2 separate regions of the Homo sapiens genome follow, and region 1 is linked to region 2. A link is a contact called in ENCODE Hi-C or POLR2A ChIA-PET data. All regions are on one chromosome and are shown on one strand. The core of a region is the stretch at or near the end of the contact, and the rest is flanking DNA. Distances in the headings are between cores, read along the strand shown. Region 1 has its middle 29 kb from the start of LINC00674. Region 2 holds the start of KPNA2 (karyopherin subunit alpha 2).

Region 1 (7,356 bases), core at 625-3,124, 35 kb after region 2:
TCTTAGGATCTGTCAACCTCCATAATCACGTGAGCCAATTCTTTGTAGTAAATGTATATATTATATATATATGATTTATTATATACATATCATTTATTTATATAGATCAATATATATCATTTCTTATCCCTATGTCTTTTTTTTTTTTTTTTTGAGGCAGGTTCTTGCTCTGTCACCAAGGCTTGAGTACAATGGTGTGGTCATGGCCTCACTGCAGCCTCAACCTCCTGGGCTCAAGCAATGCTCCCACCTCAGTCTCCTGAGTAGCTGGGACCACAGGTGTGCGCCAGCACACCTGGACAATTTCTTTTTTTTGAGCTAGGGTCTCACTTTGCCACCCAGGCTGGAGTGCAGTGGCATGATCTTGGCTCACTGCAACATTCACCTCCCCGGTTCAAGAAATTCTCCAGCCTTAGCCTCCTGAGTAGCTGAGACCACAGGCATGTGGCACCGTGCCTGGCTAATTTTTGTGTTTTTTGTAGAGATGGAGTTTCACCATGTTGCCCAGGCTAGTCTTGATCTCCTGAGCTCAAAGCAATCTGCTACCTTGGCCACCCAAAGTGCTAGGATTACAGGCATGAGCCACCGTGCCTGGCTCAACCTGGCTAATTAAAAAAAAAATTTTTTTTTTTTGTAGAGACAGGGTCTCACTATGTTGCTCAGGTGGCCTCAAACTCCTGGGCTCAAGTGATCCTCCTGACTTGGCCTCCCAAAGTACTGGGTGAGCCACCATGCCTGGCAATGATTTATTATAGATAGATATATCCTATAGGTTCTATTTCTTTGGAGATCCCTGAGAGATAGTGTTGTAACCAAGCGAGTTATAGAGAAACGCCACACTTTGAGACAAATTATGGAGTCCTTTATTAGCCGGCGACTGAGAGACAGCTAGCACTCAAAATTCTCTCAGCCCCGAAGAAGGGGCTAGATTCTCTTTTATACTATGGTCTAAATAGGGGAGGGGGAGTTTAACTGAAGCAGTTTTACAGAAGCAGAACAGGCAAAAAGTTAAAAAATTAATTGGTTATAGAAGCAGTTGTAAAAGATAAACAGTTCCAGGTGCAGGGGCTTAAACTATCACTAAGAGATAAATGCAGGGGCTTTTAGATACCTTCCACCGAGCACATTCCCAGGAGCTGCTGGTACAGCCTGCCTCAATATCTTATCAGCAGGTGCATTACTGGATGTGCTTAGAGTCAGCTTGCACTAGTTATTCCCTTAAGGGGGATAAAGGGGGCTGTGAATGAAGAAACTAAAATGGAGTCTGTCTGGCTCTCTCTGCTAGGAGAGAGTCACTCAGGTTAAAACAAGGTAGGTTATCACAATATATGTATGTGTTTGTGTATATATATATAACTTCTTATATATATCATTTATATATATGATTTATTATGTATATATCTCTCTTCTATTGGTCCTGTTTCCTTGGAGAATCCTGATTGATACATGACTATTACAAATAAAGCTGTTATAATTATTTGTGTACAATATTTTATATGAACATAAATTTTCATTTCTCTGGGAGGGTGATTGCTGGGTCTTGTGGTAAGCGTACGTTTAACTTTATAAGAAACTGCCAACTGTTTTCTAGAATGGCAGTACCATTTTGCATCCACTCCTCATTTTAACTATTTTGTTCTATGAGTTAAATGTGTTAACTTCAGCATGGGCTGACATTCGAAGGCTGGTCATGCAGGGATCTTTGCTTACTTGAATTATAATCACCACTGCGACACACATCCTTGTTTTAACTTTCACATATGTAAGCCAAGCACAGAGGTCTGAAGGTTTAGAGATTTGAAATAACAAACCTGGCTGCCTCAGATTTTCTTGGCTGGCACCAGGCCTTGCCAGACCTTTGAATTGGCTGGGTGCAGGGAAGGGTCACCAGGAAACTCAGGCTGCCCGGACCGACAGGAAGCATGGGACGAAGCTTACTCCGGGTCTGGCTCGTGGTCAGCCTGGCTGGGGTCTGAGGCTTCCAGGCCGGAACAGTGTGCATGGTCAGGAAACAGCCTGGACTCTTGAAATCACCCCACCCCTGAAAAATGAATTCATGAACAGAGACGCTCCCAGCTCCTTTTTTTGAGAAATAGCATCTTTTAGCCTGGAATAAAATCAATTTGCAGAGCTGCTATGACTCCGTGTTCCTCGGGCTCTGCGCACCTCTGCATCAGTGGCAAGTGGCTTTGGGACTTATTTTCCTGGAGAAGGTGGCTGTGGAGTTTTCTTTTCTTTTAATTTTTAATTAACCTTTTGTTGTTGTTGTTTTAGAGACGGGAGAGTCTCACTATGTTGCCAAGGCTGGTCTTGAACTCCTGGCCTCAAGCGATCCTCCTGCCTCAGCCTTTCGAAAAGCTGGGATCACAGGAGTGAGTCACGGTGCCTGGCTCTAGAGTTGTTTACTGATGCTTTATATATATATAAAATATATATGATATATTATATATAAAATATATAATATATAATATACAAAATATATAATATATAATATATAAAATATATAATATATCATATACAAAATATATAATATACAAAATATATAATATATAAAATATATATTACATAATATATAAAATATACGTTACATAATATATAAAATATACGTTACATAATATATAAAATATACGTTACATAATATATAAAATATACGTTATATAATACATAAAATATATGTTATATAATACATAAAATATATATTATATAACATAAAATATATATTATATAATATATAAAATATATATTATATAATGTATAAAATATATATTATATATAGTATAAAATATATATTATATAATGTATAAAATATATATTATATATAGTATAAAATATATATTATATATAATATAAAATATATATTATATATAATATATAAAATATATATTATATATAATATAAAATATATATTATATAAAAATATATTATATAAAATATATATTATATATTGTATATAAAATATATATTATATATTGTATATAAAATATATATTATGTATTGTATATAAAATATACATAATATATATAAAATATATATAATAAATATATAATATATAATATATACAAAATATATATAATAAATATATATTACGTATTATATATAATATATATATAATATATATATTATATATAATTAATATATATTATATATATATAAAATATATAAATATATATATATATAAATATATATATATATATATATATAATATATATATTATATATAATATAAAATATGTATAATAAATATATATTATATATAAAAGATATAATATATATATTATATATAATATATATAAAATATAAATATATAATATATATAAAATATAAATATATAATATATATAAAATATAAATATATAATATATAATATATAATAAATATATATTATATATAATAAATATATATTATATATTATATGTAATAAATATATATAACATATAATATATATAATATATATTATATATAATAAATTTATATATAATATATATTATATATAATAAATTTATATATAATATATATTATATATATTAAATATAAAATATATATATATAAATATATATATATTATATATAATATATATAAAAATATATAATAAATATATATTATATATAATATAAAATATGTATAATAAATATATATTATATATAAAATATATAATATATATATTATATATAATATATATAAAATATAAATATATAATATATATAAAATATAAATATATAATATATATAAAATATAAATATATAATATATAATATATAATAAATATATATTATATATAATAAATATATATTATATATATATATATAATATATATTAAATATTAATTATATAATATATATAAAATATAAAATTATATAATATATATAAAATATAAAATATATAATATATAATATATAATAAATATATATTATATATAATAAATATATATTATATATTATATGTAATAAATATATATAACATATAATATATATAATATATATTATATATAATAAATTTATATATAATATATATTATATATAATAAATTTATATATAATATATATTATATATATTAAATATAAAATATATATATATAAATATATATATATTTGAGACAGAGTCTTGCTCTGTTGCCCAGGCTGGAGTGCAGTGGTGCAATCTCGGCTCACTGCAAGCTATGCCTCCTGGGTTCACGCCATTCTCCTCCCTCAGCCTCCCAAGTAGCTGGGACCACAGGCGCCCGCCACCACGCCTGGCTAATTTTTTGTATTTTTAGTAGAGATGATATTTCACCATGTTAGCCAGGATGATCTCAATCTCCTGACCTTGTGATCTGCCCGCCTCAGCCTCCCAAAGTGCTGGGATTACAGGCATGAGCCACTGCGCCCGGCCTACTGATGCTTAATATTATGACTTTCTCCTTTCCACCCTCCCTGCACCCCTCACCCCACGTTAACAGGTACAAATATATGTATATATATAAAATATATATATCTTTATATTATATTTATATGTTTTTTTATAGAGATGGGGTCTTGCTATGTTGCCCAGGTTGTTCTCAAACTCCCAGCCTCAAGTGATCCTCCTGCCTTCGCCTCCCAAAATGCTAGGATAACAGTGGGAGCCACCACACCCAGCCCATATTTTTTATCTTGTTTATGGTTATTATTACCTAACAGTATAAGGTTTCTGAACATACTGCATTTGGGTACTGTTTTGATAAATAGATTCAATTAGACATCACAATGGTATGGACCTTTCTAGTTTTACATTATCTCACCTGAGGCAGGTGAACTGTTAACTCCATGTTATCCAGAATTTCCCAGGGCTAGAACCCATAGATTCAGAGCTTTTCTATTTTTTTTTTTTTTTGAGACAGGGTCTCACTCCCATCACCCAGACTGGAGTTCAGTGATGCAATCTTGGATCACTTCAGCCTTGACTTTTAGGGGTTCAATGATCCTCCCACCTCAGCCTCTGGGGTAGCTGGGACTGTAGGCGTGTGTCACCATGCCCGGATAATTTTTTTTTTTTTTTTTCAGTAGAGACAGGGTTTCGACCATGTTGCCCAGGCTGGTCTTGAATTCCTGGACTCAAGCGTCAAGCTGGCCGGGCGCGGTGGCTCACGCCTGTAATCCCAGCACTTTGTGAGGCTGAGGTGGGTGGATCATGAGGTCAAGTGATCGAGACCATTCTGGCCAACATGGTGAAACTCTGTCTCTACTAAAAATACAAAAATTAGCTGGGCGTGGTGGTGCGCACCTGTAGTCTCAGCTACTCAGGGGGAGGCTGAGGCAGGAGAATCCCTTGAACCTGGGAGGCGGAGGTTGCAGTGAGCCAAGATCGTGCCACTGCACTCCAGCCTGGCAACAGAGCGAGACTCTTGTCTAAAAAAAAAAAAAAAAAAAAAAAAAGCCTCAAGCTATCCATCCATCTTGGCGTCCCAAAGAGTTGGGATTACAGGTGTGAGCCATGACACCTAGCTTAGATTCATAACTATTAAGGCAGTCTCCAAAGCTCCCATGGCTACAAGTGGTTGATCAGGAGCTGGAAGCGGGGGGACTGTCTGGTTCTGTGCCTTACTGTCATTCTAGTGTGGAGCTGTCCGATGTGAAAGCCACTAGATGCATCTGGCAGGGGGCACGTGATATGGCTGGTCCATATTGAGATGTGTGGGAAGTGCAAAATCCACATGGTAAGACTTGGTATACAAAGGATAATGAATGTAGGGTATCTCATTAATATATTTTTATACAGATGTTCCTCAACTTATGATGAGGTTATATTCTGATAAATCCATTATTAAAGTCAAAAAAAATCCTTTAATGGAACCATGGTTAAATTGGGGACCATCTGTATTATTTACATGCTGAAATGATATTTTGGATTTGTTGGGTTAAATATTTTATAAAAATGAATAATCCCATCTGTCTTTTTTTTTTTTTTTTTTTTTTTTTGATTCAGAGTTTCACTCTTGTTGCCCAGGCTGGAGTGCAACGGCTTGATCTTGGCTCACTGCAACCTCTGCCTCCTGCGTTCAAGCGATTCTCCTGCCTCAGCCTCCTGAGTAGCTGGGATTACAGGCCCTGCCACCATGCCCGGGTAATTTTTGTATTTTTAGTAGAGATGGGGTTTCTCCATGTTGGCCAGGCTGGTCTTGAACTCCTGACCTCAGGTGATCCACCCACCTCGGCCTCCCAATGTGCTGGGATTACAGGTGTGAGCCACTTCGCCCAGTCCCCCATCTGCCTGCTTCCCTCCATCCCTCCCTCCCTTCCTTCCCTCCGTTTCTCTCTCTCTCTTTCTCAGGGTCTTACTCTGTTGCCTCGGTTGGAGTACACTGGCATGATAAGGGCTCACTGCAGCTTTGATTTCCCAGGCTCAAGTGATCCTCCCACCTCAGCCTCCCAAAGTGCAGGGATCACAGGTATGAGCCACTGCACCCGGCCTCATATTTTTATTTACAAATATTTTAGACATTTGAAATACTACAGCATTCAGATCTGCTTACAAAATGAATGAAAATGACTGCTTATCAAGAAACTACTATGACTTTGTGACATGACTATAGCAGTCTTATAAGTAAATTTGGAGTAGTTAAGCAGATCTAAAATATGGAGTAACACTTAGGCTGGCCGTGGTGGCTCACAACTGTAATCCCAGCACTTGCAGAGGCCAAGGTGAGTGGATCACTTGAGGCCAGGAGTTCAAGACCAGCCTGGCCAACATGGTGAAACCCTGTCTCTACTAAAAATACAAACAAAAAAATTAGGCAGGTGTGGTGGTACATGCCTGTAGTCCCAACTACTCAGGAGGCTGAGTCATGAGAATCGCTTGAGCCTGGGAGGCAGAAGCTGCAGTGAGCCGAGATCATGCCACTGCACTCCAGCCTGGGCGACAGAGCAAGACTCTGTCTCAAAAAATAAAATAAAATAAAATAAAATAATAAAATAAAATATGGAATAACATTTTAAACCATCATATGCCACTCCAAAGCTCACTTGTTTCCTACAATTAAACATTTGCTTGGCTATAGGAGACAGGGACAAACATTCTTGATGACCACACTGCAGCCTATAAAACTGGATTTCTGACACTGGGCTCCAGCTTCATTTCCTCAGGGTCTTTGTAGGAGGGCAAGCATTTGAACAGTGTCCAGCTCACACTCCCACTATACTGTCCTGAACCTTCTCCTAGGGGCAAATGGTGGAGGCGATATAGAAATGGGCAGAGCAGGCCACAAACTTCAACATAAGATTCTCAATGTGTGTGTGTGTGTTTTTAATTGAGGTATAATTGACATGCCATAAAATTAACCCTTGTAAAGTGTACAATTCAGTACTTTTACTGTATTCACAGAGTTATGCAACTATCACCACTA
Region 2 (6,689 bases), core at 3,286-5,785:
ATGGCAAAATCCCATCTCTACAAAAAAAAACAAAAATTAGCTGGGCGTGGTAGCATATGCTTGTAGTCTCAGCTACTTGGGAGGCCGATGTACGAGAATCACTTCAGCCCAGGAGGTTGAGGCTGCAGGGAGCTCTGATCGTGCCACTGCACTCCAGCCTGGATGACAGAGCAAGACCCTGTCTCAAAAAGAAGAAAAAATTGAGAAAGTGGTGTGTTTGAGGGATGTTGTATAGTTCACAGAACTGAAACATGAGTTTACAAGACGGCCTAGAAAGACAGTAACTAAAGGGCCTCAGCCTCAGTAGCTGGTGGTCCTATGTCTTTCAGCCAGCTCAGCTCCAGGCCCCTTTCTTTCTTTCTTTGCATGTTTTAACTCAACATTCATATTTTGAAGGAAGATAATCTGAATGGATTTTTTTTTTTTTTTTTTTTTGAGACAGCATCTCACTCTGCCACCTAGGCTGGAATGCAGTGGTACAATCTCGGCTCAATGCAGCCTCCACCTCCCAGGCTCAAGCCATCCTCCCACCTCAGCCTCCCAAGTAGCGGGGACTACAGGCATATACCAACATGCTTGGCTAATTTTTTATTTTTATTTATTTATTTTTTTAGACAGAGTGTCACTCTGTTGCTCAAGCTGGAGTGCAGTGGCACAATCTCAGCTCACTGCAACCTCTGCCCCTGCGTTCGAGCGATTCTTGTGCCTCAGCCTCCCGAGTAGCTGGGACTACAGGCACGAGCCACCGCGCTTGGCTAATTTTTGTATTTTCAGTAGAGACAGGGTTTTACCATGTTGGCTGGGCTGGTCTTGAACTCCTGACCTCAAGTGACCCACCTGCCTCGGCCTCCCAAAGTGTTGGGATTACAGGCGTTAGCCACTGCTCCCAGCCTCTGCTAATTTTTTTTTTTTTTTTAATTTTTGTAGAGATGGTGGTTTGGAGGAGGGCATCTCGCTATGTTGCCCAGGCTGGTGAATGGATATTAAGAACTGAATGTTTGCATCCCCCTCAAAAATTCATATGTTGAAAACCTAACTCCCAGTATGATAGTATTTGGAAATGGGGCCTCTGGGAGGTTGAGATGAATTCATGAGGGTGGGGCCCTCATGATGAGATTAGTGTCCTTATAAAAAGAGCCATCAGGCCGGGCGCAGTGGCTCATGCCTGTAATCCAAGCACTTTGGGAGGCTGAGGTGGGTGGATCATGAGGTCAGGAGTTCAAGACCAGCCTGGCCAACATGGTGAAACCCCATCTCTACTAAAAATACAAAAATGAGCCAGGTGTGGTGGCATGCACTTGTAATCCCAGTTACTTGGGAGGCTGAGGCAGGAAAATCACTTGAAACCAGGAAGCAGAGGTTGCAGTGAGCTGAGATCGCGCCATTGCACTCCAGCCTGGGTGACAGGGCGAGACTCCATCTAAAAAAAAAAAAAAAAGAAGAGACACCAGAGAGCTTTCACTCTCCCTTCTCTGTGCTAAAATGAAGAGATCATGCTAGCACACAATTAGGCGATGGTCATCTGGACGCCAAAGAGGGGGGCCCTTCCTGGAAACTGACCACTCTGGCACCCTTATTTCAGATTTCGTGATCCAGAAATGTGAGAAAAATAAATGTTTGTTATCTAAGCCTCCCAGCCTGTAGTACTTTGTTATGGTAACCTAAGCGGACTATGCTAGTGGACTAACACATCAGCTAAAACTTGGTCATAAATGATAGGACTTTTTTTTTTTTTTTTGAGACGGCGTCTTGCATTGTCGCCTGGGCTGTAGTGCAGTGGCACCATCTCAGCTTACTGCAACCTCTACCTCCCAGGTGTAAGTGATGCTTGTATCTTAGCCTCCTGAGTAGCTGGGACCACAGGTGTGTGTTACCACACCTGCCTAATTTTTTATATTTTTTAGTAGAGACAGGGTTTTGCCATGTTGGACAGGCTAGTCTTTTTTTTTGAAATGGAGTTTCGCTCTTGTTGTCCAGGCTGGAGTGCAATGGTGTGATCTCGGCTCACTGCAACCTCTGCCTCCCAGATTCAAGCAATTCTCCTGCCTCAGCCTCCCAAGTAGCTGGGGTTACAGGTGCTTGCCACCACGCCCAGCTAATTTTTTGTATGTTTTAGTAGAGACAGGGTTTCCCTTTGTTGGCCAGGCTGGTCTTGAACTCCTGACCTCAGGTGGTCTGCCCACCTCAGCCTCCCAAAGTGCTAGGATTACAGGTGTGAGCCACTGTGCCCGACGATATCGTATCTTTCAAAGGCAATTTTGGGCATTATACTTCTGTTTCAGGTTGTTTTTAGGTGCAAGTACAGAATAGTGGTTCAGAACACAGATCCTGGAACCAGACTGCTTATGGCTGAATCCTGTCTTTGCCATTTACTGGCTGTGTGACCCTGGAACAAGTTACATAAACACTTGTGATTCAGTGCTCTCTTTTGTGAAATAGAGCAAATAACAGTACTACCTCACAGTTGTGAAGATCAAGTGTATTAATATATGGTAAACACTCAGAACACTTCTGGGCACATAGTAGTCAGTATTTTCAAGCAAAAGAAACTCAACTTGGCTTGGTATGGTGGTCAGGCCTATAATTCCAGCACTTTGGGAGGCTGAGGTGGGTGGATTGCTTGAGCTCAGGACTTCGAGACCAGCTTGGGCAAAATAGTGAAACCCTGTCTTTACAAAAAATGCAAAAATTAGCTGGACGTGGTGGTGTGTACCTATAGTCCCAGCTATTTGGGAGGCTGAGGTGGGAGGATGGCTTCAGCCCAGGAGGCAGAGGTCGCAGTGAGCTGAGATCGTGCCACTCCACTCCAGCCTGGGCGACAGAGCTAGACCCTGTCTCAAAGAAAAGAAAAAAAAGAAAAAAAAAAAGAGAAGAAACTCAACTTGACAATACAAAAGAAATGTGTATCGGATCTCCTACCTGCAAACCTTCAGAGATAGAGCAGGTCAGACCTCTCAAGGTTTCCCTACAGTTTTCTTATTCAGATTTCTAGGACTCACATCCCTTAGTTCAGAAGAACAGAGGCTGCTTTCCTACCTCCAACCAGTAAACAAAAGGCAGAGGCTGTCCAACTGGATGAATTTAGGTCATGTGCCTGCCCCTGAACCATTCTCAGTAGCTGAGAGAATGCCACACAGTGATTGGTTTAGGGGTGAATTCCTTCCACATTCTTGCATTTAGGGGGATGGGATTATGCTGATTAAGAGTAGGTCCAACCCTTTATGAACTCTGGCTTTACGATGAATGAGGCTGGCATTAATGCCTGCAAAAATGGACAAACTTGCTGTTTGAATTTATTTATAGTAAGAAATAAACCATGAAAACTTTTCTAAAATGTAATCTTTTAGAACACAAAAAAATTGCAGAAACAAAAATGGCCCAGAATCCTGATGCTCTGTTGACCATCTTTGTTTTGTTTGTTCGTTTGAGCATATGGCAAAAAATGCAAAATTCAGAAATGTGTAATGAGCATAGAATGTTACTATAACAATTGAAAAAACTTGAACACACACTACATACTAAACAACAGCATGAAATTTCAGTTTTTCTGAATTTGATGACTGCAGTGTGGTTATATAAGAGAATGTCTTTTCTTAGGAGAGACACCGTGAAACAGAGGAAAAAGGACATGATTCTGAAACTTTCTCTTAAAGTAACATATTAAAATCACACATATGTACACGCGTGCATATGTATACATATATATGTATAGAGAAAGCAATAGCAAATGTGGCAAAATGTTAAGATTTGGCAAATCTGGATAAAGATTTGCAATTCTGCTGCATTTGAAATTATTTAAAAATAAAAAACTTGAGTTTTTGGAGAAACAGGCATAAGAAACCTTTTGTTTCCATATTTGCGGCTTCTATACAGTCTTTTATGATGCAATTAAAAAAAAACTAAACTAAAAAATATAACACAAATCTTCCCTCCCATAGTAGCCAGAAACCCCCGCCGAGTACTTTGGGTGTCATAATAGGAAAAAAATGCAAAGCAATATGTTTTTCTATAAAGATTACTTATTTACTAATTAGAATTTTTTTATTTTCATGAAGATCAACAACAAAGTTTTTAAAATAATGACTTAGAGAATCATTTTGTGGTATTTGTTTAAGGCTGTCGCCCAGGAAAACGCCCAAGGACCATGCACGCTTCAACCCTATGGAAACACGAACGGCCCAGGGAACCGCCCCTTCGCGCTGCTTGACGGGATCTGGAGTCCTCCCGCTCCGCCCCGCCAGGCGCTCAGGGACCGCCCGGCCGCTCCCTCACCGCCCGGCCGCTCCCTCACCGCCCGGCCGCTCCCTCACCGCCCGGCCGCTCCCTCACCGCCCGGCCGCTCCCTCATCTCGCGATGCCATCCTCTTTTTTTTTTTTTCTTTCCCCCCTCCCACTCGCCCCCAAGCCCTATGACTCCCTCCCCTCCCAACGTGTTTTTCAAATCCACCAATGGGCACACAGCTTAGGCTCGAACCAGCCAATCGGAATGCGGAGTCACCGGGAAATTTAAATCGCGCCGGCCGGCTGCACGAGCCACACGGTCTTTGAGCTGAGTCGAGGTGGACCCTTTGAACGCAGTCGCCCTACAGCCGCTGATTCCCCCCGCATCGCCTCCCGTGGAAGCCCAGGCCCGCTTCGCAGGTACAGACTCAGGCGGCGGCCCGGCCCGAGCGCTAACGGCTTGCCCGTGGGCGGCGTTCGCCTTTTGGGTTGGGGGAGGGAGGCCCCGGGTCCACGCCGAGCCTGGCTCTGCCTCCCGCGTTGACTAGGCCTCGGGGGCGACGTTCATTGACCAGGCGGCTGAGTTTCGCGGGGTCTGCGGGTTTAGGGCGCCGACGCTCTGCAAACGGCAGCGGAGGCCTTAACGCGTCGCGGCCGGGAGAATCGGAGCGAGCCAGGCTTGAGGGCGAATGTCCCGGGAGGACTTGTGGCGGCCCTGGTTTCGCCTCCTCCTTTCTCGTTGCATCTTCCCCGGCGTGGGGGCAGGGGCTGGGGGTGGCAGTTGGGAGCACCGTCTCTGACACCTAGGCCCCGGGGGTGGCTCTGCCACCAAGTCGTAGGCGAGCGTAATGAAAGCAAAGATAGCAAATTGTAAGGAGGGCTTTGACTTTTGTCATCTTCTGAATGACGCACAGCTGATGTCATCCTAATTAAGCGCATTCACTCCTAGTCTCTGGAAATGCAAATCAAATATGCGAGATGCGGCACTGCATTTTTAATGTTGACCATAATGTAATGATGAAGCAAATTTTTATTTAATTTTCGAGTCTGCACCTATTTTGGCCAAGTAAAGACAGTAAAATAGGGAGAGCCTCCTGAGGATCTGAATTTATTGCCCTGGCACATAATTTTTAGCTGTAAGTTGACTTGGTTCCCCTACTTTGTCTTGAATTAACTATTAGGGACTCTGGAGTATCGAACTAGGCTGTCAGAAACGGTGGATACATGTGGCTAGTCCAAATTGAAATACGCTGTAAGCTTAAAGTACACAAAAGATTTCAAAGATGGAGTATGGAAAAAGAATGTAGAAGATGTCAGTTATTTTATATATTGATAACACGTTGAAATACTATTTGGATATGTTGGGTTAAGTAAAATACATTATTAAAATTAGTTTCACTTGTTTCTTTTCTCCTTTTTAAAAATATGGCTACTAGGAAGTTTCAATTTATATAGCTTGCATTCTATTTCTGATGGAGAGCCCTCTCCAGGAAGTCTCAGCCCTTTAGAGGGAAGGGGGACACTTCCCCTTTGGGTAAAGCTATTTCATAGTGCCGAAAACATGATGATCCCCCCTCTAGTATACAGGTGTGGATTCAGTAGATGCTTGATAATTCAGTTCTTATTTGGTACTATTATTGACAAAGGAAAATGATAAAGGAAATATTTTTCTCTTCCCCCATCTTTTAGCTTTCTCCCTTTGTCTCATAACCATGTCCACCAACGAGAATGCTAATACACCAGCTGCCCGTCTTCACAGATTCAAGAACAAGGGAAAAGACAGTACAGTGAGTACCTTCTGTTGCTTTCCTGTGGTGGTATTTAAATGGGAAGACATTTGGAAAGGGGTGAAAACTGAGGTATTTAAAAAAAAAATGCCCTCACTTAGCAACAAAAACTGGTGTGATAGGTGAAACGGCATGTTATCTTTTCTCAAGGAAATGAGGCGTCGCAGAATAGAGGTCAATGTGGAGCTGAGGAAAGCTAAGAAGGATGACCAGATGCTGAAGAGGAGAAATGTAAGCTCATTTCCTGATGATGCTACTTCTCCGCTGCAGGAAAACCGCAACAACCAGGTAAAAAATGTATTTTAGTTTATGAGTTACGTGAAATCCAGAAAATCAGTAGGGACTTTTCTTAGAAATTCAAGTAAACTTAACATTTCTAGTCTTAACGGTTTTAACTATCTGTGAACATCTTTTTCTCTGTTTGCAATTAGTAATTGTCTTCTTTCCTGCCTTCTGTAATCCACTGAAGCTGATTTAGGATCTTCCTTTAGCTCTGACCTTCCTTCAGACTTCCCTGCATTTCTAGCTACTAGCTGGGTACCTTGGCCTGACCAGTGTGTCCAGAGCCAGCCAGTTTCTGGTTTATTTCTTCTTTTTTTTTTTTTTCCCCCGAGATGGAGTCTTGCTCTGTTGCTCAGGCTGGAGTGCAGCAGCACAATCGGCTCACTGCAACCTCTGCCT

The links. A loop is a pair of places that touch in the nucleus more often than their neighbours do. ChIA-PET counts read pairs that join two places held with the same protein, here RNA polymerase II (POLR2A). Pooled maps may share reads with other maps.
Region 1: a loop to region 2 is called in a map of vagina, with 15 times the contacts of the local background. The contact joins the enhancer-like site here to the promoter of KPNA2 in region 2. A Hi-C loop is called at or near these places in 2 of 168 maps with a recorded cell type or tissue (OCI-LY7 and vagina), 3 of 37 single-sample maps with no recorded cell type and 12 of 50 pooled maps. POLR2A ChIA-PET finds 5 or more read pairs at or near these places in 16 of 52 experiments (A549, A673, AG04450 and 12 more).

Annotation. Positions count from the first base shown.
Region 1 is chr17:68,068,902-68,076,257 of GRCh38, forward strand. No RefSeq gene overlaps it. Among named protein-coding and RNA genes, the nearest start is that of LINC00674, 29 kb to the right of the region's middle. Within about 2 kb of position 1,875, at least 7 of the 41 ENCODE cell types and tissues checked have a DNase peak (open chromatin) inside an H3K27ac peak, as active enhancers do.
Region 2 is chr17:68,031,200-68,037,888 of GRCh38, forward strand. It overlaps KPNA2 (karyopherin subunit alpha 2), which reads left to right and starts at 4,536. Exons shown (of 11, transcript NM_002266.4): 1 at 4,536-4,641; 2 at 5,911-6,008; 3 at 6,159-6,296. The coding sequence starts at 5,934. RefSeq lists a silencer at 4,269-4,318 and enhancers at 4,282-4,829, 4,849-5,068.